2 separate regions of the Homo sapiens genome follow, and region 1 is linked to region 2. A link is an interaction called in ENCODE POLR2A ChIA-PET data of the cell type or tissue named here. Cell type or tissue: CD4-positive, alpha-beta T cell. All regions are shown on one strand. Region 1 overlaps SLC4A5 (solute carrier family 4 member 5). Region 2 holds the start of DCTN1 (dynactin subunit 1).

Region 1 (2,500 bases), 130 kb before region 2:
GGCCGTGTTCTTCACACTGTCTCCAGAGTGTGCTTTCTGACTTACAGATTCGATGGGACTATGCTCACATTTAACCCTTTCCCATTTAGGCAAAAAAAAAAAGTGCAGCTCACTGCCAGCACTCATTTAATTTTACATAAACACACTCTTTGAGGCCGAAGCAAATCTGACTGATTTTCAATGTGAAAATGCAATATAAAAATTATTCTTAGAATTATTTCTAAAAAGAACTAACATTGGAATCATTGGAATGATCAGAATCATCTATTTTGGAAACACTGGATTCATCAAATGAATCTTAGGCCAAAAACTGTTCGAGAATGATGTTAGCATCACTCGTAGGAATGCTAGTTTTCTAGGATTTGATATTTTCAATGATTGAGAGTTAGTGTATTTTGTAAATGGAAATGCCACAACTAAAAACAGAATGCTTTAAGTAGAATGATGTCTTTTGTTTCCAAAGTCAACATATAAGAGCAATGCAAAAATAATAATAAAAGTGAGACATTTCGTGGGGAAAAGTTATCTCAGGGTAAAGCCTGCAGCCGCAAGCACCGCCAGTGAGTATTCTTGGCACAAACGGAAAAAGAGTTAAAGTCCTCTAGGCTCCCCATCACTCTGGGGACAGAGTGTGACTCAGCTCTGCTTACAGGCTCTGTGTAGTCTCTGGCTCACCTCTCCAGTATTACCTCCTGCCCTTGAAGCTCTTACACTGAGCCTATATCAAACCACCTCCATCCAGCTTCTCTGAGCCTGATCCATTTCCTTTGTTTGGAATGCTTGCCTCACAGCCTGGTGCTGGGTCTACCTTCCTCCTGCTCCTCCTTAGCTTTAAAGCCCCCTCATCTGTGAAGCCCTCCTTGACCCCCTGGGCAGCTAGCACATGGTTAGTTTTACAATTATCAATCTGTCCCTCACACTTGATTGGTTCTCCTAAAGGACAATGACTATTCCCTGATTCTCATAATCTTTAGCATCCTATGTAGTGCCTGGTACACAGTAGGTGCTCAAATGTGCTGGCTGGATAAGTTAATGAATGAAGGTGCAGTGCTTGGTGCAGGAGCTGTAAAATTCAGGAGTACAAGCTTCTGGTTACCACTTACATCATCTACCATGAGGGTTGCAATGGCACGGCCAATTTCATTGTAGGATTTTGCTCTCCCAGAAGGTCCCAGTAGTATAAACAGAAATCTGCAAAGAAGATGGAGGAGGAGACAGAGAAGATTAAGGAAGAGGAGCATGAAAGTGAGAAGGAAAAACAGAAGCAAGTGAAGAGAATTCTCTGGCCCTGAACAGTATGCATTTTTTTTTTTTTTTTGAGACAGGGTCTTGCTCCATCACCCAGGCTGCATGGAGTGCAGTGGCGCAATCTTGGCTCACTGCAACCTCCACCTCCTAGGCTCAAGTGATCCTCCCACCTCAGCCTCCTGAGTAGCTGGGACTACAGGCGTGTACCACCAAGCCCGGCTAATTTTTTGTATTTTCAGTAGATACAGGGTTTCACCATGCTGCCCAGGCTGGTCTCCAACTCCTGGGCTCGAGCAATTCACCCGCCTTGGCCTCCCAGAGTGCTGGGATTAGAGGAATGAGCCACTGCGCTGGGCCCATTCTTAACTTTTTTACTTCCCTCCATGGAACCCTATGTTTGCTTTGGAGGAACATTTCCTCTTCCCCTCCCATGAGGCTCCCCCTTGAGCATCCTCACCTTTGTCTTGCTGCCCAAGCTTACCTGACAACTTCTCTCCTAGTTGTTGCCTCCTTCTCTTTTATTATTTATTATTTTTATTTTTTTTCTGAGACGCAGTCTTGCTCTGTTGCCCAGGCTGGGGTGCAATAGCATGATCTCGGCTCACTGCAACCTCTGCCTCCCGGGTTCAAGTGATTCTCCTGCCTCAGCCTCCCGAGGAGCTGGGATTACAGGCGCGTACCACCACACCTGGCTAATTTTTTTGTATTTTTAGTAGAGACGGGGTTTCACCTTGTTGGCCAGGCTGGTCTCGAACTCCTGACCTCATGATCTGCCCACCTTGGCATCCCAAAGTGCTGGGATTACAGGCGTGAGCCACCGCACCTGGCCTCTTTTGTTATTATTTTTAATAAACTCTAAAACTCTTCCCTAGTCAGAAGATTTCCCTTCCCAGCAGCCTCCACGTTTAGAGGTGCCTTTGAGAACACTAACAGTCAACAGCACTGCTTGCTGACTGCACTGCTGACTGGCTACCTGAGAGTGGCGTGGGGACAGGTTTCAATGGCTCTCACCTGGTGGGGACAGGCACCTCGGTCACTCCTCCCAGCATGGCCGACTGGATGAGGCGCACGAACGCGATGAATGGCTGGTCTAGGAAGTCCACCTCGCCCACGAGCACGTTGGACGCTTCTGAGTCCTTGGGGATCTTCTTCATGAATTTGTTTTTCCGCTGGACAGGGAGGGGAAACGAGATAGCCAAGGAGACTCCCACCTGCTCTCACTCCCTCACTCCCCTTCAGACTGCTTTGAGGC
Region 2 (2,500 bases):
TGATACCATCATCCTAAAGACTCTATGGGAGACCCTTCTGATACTCTCATTTATAATAGCTTCAGAAGGGAGCCCTGGCAGAGCCAGGGAAGAGCCAGGACACCTCCCAGCCTATCACTGCCTAATTCCCTTCCCCAAACAGCTCATCCAGGAAGGTGAGGATGTAGTTCCCAGAGGCTCCAGGACCCCAAATCACACCTGGAACAGCAGGATGGCTCTCATGGACCTGACAATAAAAGGAATTGCCAGTGATATAAAAGGCTGAACCCAAAGTCAGAGACTCCCCCACTTTCCAACCCCAATAAGCCTCTCAGAACCAGGGGGCCACAACAGTAGCTACAGATTCTATCTCAGAAGAGAAAGAAAGCAAGTAACAAATAACAAAGCAGCTCTTAAGAAAGGCTTCACTGTAAGACCTCTCTGAGCCATCATCCCCATTCTGAGTCCCCAGGATAGTCTGGACCCCCTCAGGAGCCCCTGGTATGAGGGCCAATTAGAGTCAGAGGTCAGGCCTTGCTAGTCCCCATTTAGGGATCAACTCTGTAAAGGGAAGCCTGTCCAGCCTTACACCACCAGGGCTTCGAGGGCTCCTTAGAAAACACAGTCTGAGTGCCCTCAGCTGAGCTCCAGCCTATCTCCCCAGCCCCCACAGCAATGATGTCCACAGGCAGCCAGGCCTTCCCCAGCAGCCCTCCAGGGCCATCCCAGATTAGGGCCACTTACCCGGCTGTACACGTGCCTCTTGCTCTGTGCCATGTTGCTCACCCGGCCTCTACCCCCTCCCCCAGCTGGCCAAAGACAGAGAGAAAAGGTAGAAACCTAGGCAGGAGGGTCAGGGCGCTGGGCCCTCATAGAGGGACACAGGAGTCGTCAGGCACAGCCCTCCCCAGTCCATGGGCCTCACTCGGTGGCCTACACGGGTAGGGGTGGGGGCAGTGATGGGGGCTGAGGAGCAAGTCCCCTCTGCTGCCTGAGGATTCCTGAACCCAGAGACACAGAATCCTGCTTGCCAGCTGATGAGTCTCACTCTGCGCTAGTGCTGCTCTAGACTTGTCAGGAACCGTGCTAGCCTCTGGGTCCTAGTGCCCCCCTGCTTCACGTGGGCCAGAAACTAAGGGCTGGGCATACGCCACAGACCCTCAGCACTCAACTCTTGAATACACTGTCCTAGGGCTGGAAGCAGTCTTGACACGTCCTCCTAGTCTGTACCCACTCACCATCACTGTTCCCCTCTCCCCCAGGATGTAAGGCCTCAGCAGGCCCATAAGCATCAAGTGACACTTCAAAGCGATCAGCTGCCTAGAGCCTCCACACAGCCAAAATAAGGGTCTCTCATCTACCTTTCTGGTGCTCTTCTCTCTCCCTCCCCTCTCTAAACTCTGGACTCAGGGTCCAAATTCATGTGAGTAGGGCCTGGATTTCAATCTCACACTGAGCCAGAGGAGGCAGGCCCTGCCCAGGAGGCAGCAAGAGAAGGGCAGTAATGAAGGCAACTTCACACACATAGCAAAGCAAGCCAAGTACCCTAGCCCCCTCCCACAAGGCTGGCAAAGGTTGCCATAGTCACCCTTCACCCTTTATGGTTGTTATAAGGGGCCAGGTTGTAAAACACAAGAGTATCAGACTCAACTGGATTACTAAAGGCAGTAGTCAAAAGCAGAGAGCCCTTCTTTCTTCTTGTAGCACAAGGCCCAGTCCACCTCAGTCATCTGCCCCTTGTACTCTTGGCCTTGCCTCCTAGCATCTCAGACCCAATGAAATGGTTTATTTTCTACGCTTTTGTATTTCACAAAAATTCTTCAGTAACCATGTATTACTTTTATAATTAGAATTGTTTAATTTAATGAGATTATGCATTCTAATGAGAGGTCTCCAAGGGACTATGTTACCACACTGCTTTCATTCACTGGCCCATCTATCATGGGCTAGAAACCAAAAGACCAGGGTCCCTGCCCCTACACAGCCAACAAGGTTGGCCTGGGGTCTGACCTATGGCTCCACTGAGTATGGTATGGATCTAGTTCCCTTGGGCCTAGGGACGCCTGTCTTTTCTGCACTGGGCTTACTTCACTGGCAGAACAGTGACTTTACCCCGCTCTACCCTCTTAAGATAGGCCAGGTAGCCCAACAGGAGAATGACAGCCAACATTCAGAAATATGGCCCCAAAACACAATTCCAAATCTTCAGTCCTGGCCAGACCCCCTAGGAAATAATCTCTCTCCTCCCTGCAAAATCTCCATGTCGCCCCCTCCTTTCCCTATTCGCCATTACACAGGTGGGCAGGGCCAGGCACATCCTTGCAGCCTGGACCTCACATGTTCGGAGCACTTTACAGTCTATAGGACACCTTAAAAAAAGACATTTTATAGAACCATGGTTGAGTACTGGTTCTAGACTCAGGCTACTTTCCTGGCTTTATCACTTGGTAGCTACATAAACTTGGTCTAGTTACTTAACATCTCTATGCCTCAATTTCCTCATCCGTCATAGGGAAGTAAC

The links. Peaks named below come from ENCODE experiments on the same cell type or tissue, not always from the same donor. Only the 100,000 strongest peaks of a DNase experiment are listed, where the experiment ranks them.
Region 1: POLR2A ChIA-PET joins it to region 2 with 7 read pairs; 3 of 35 experiments call an interaction of 5 or more read pairs at or near these places.

The regions. Positions count from the first base shown.
Region 1 is chr2:74,253,516-74,256,015 of GRCh38, forward strand. SLC4A5 (solute carrier family 4 member 5) reads right to left here. Exons shown (of 31, transcript NM_133478.3): 13 at 2,260-2,417; 14 at 1,104-1,191. Among named protein-coding and RNA genes, the nearest start is that of MTHFD2, 56 kb to the left of the region's middle. In CD4-positive, alpha-beta T cell, no CTCF peak of the experiment used is centred here; no DNase peak of the experiment used is centred here.
Region 2 is chr2:74,379,282-74,381,781 of GRCh38, forward strand. It overlaps DCTN1 (dynactin subunit 1), which reads right to left and starts at 1,030. Exons shown (of 32, transcript NM_004082.5): 1 at 724-1,030. The coding sequence starts at 756. RefSeq lists an enhancer at 831-1,342. In CD4-positive, alpha-beta T cell, no CTCF peak of the experiment used is centred here; a DNase peak (open chromatin) is centred at 1,080; H3K4me3 peaks cover 401 bases.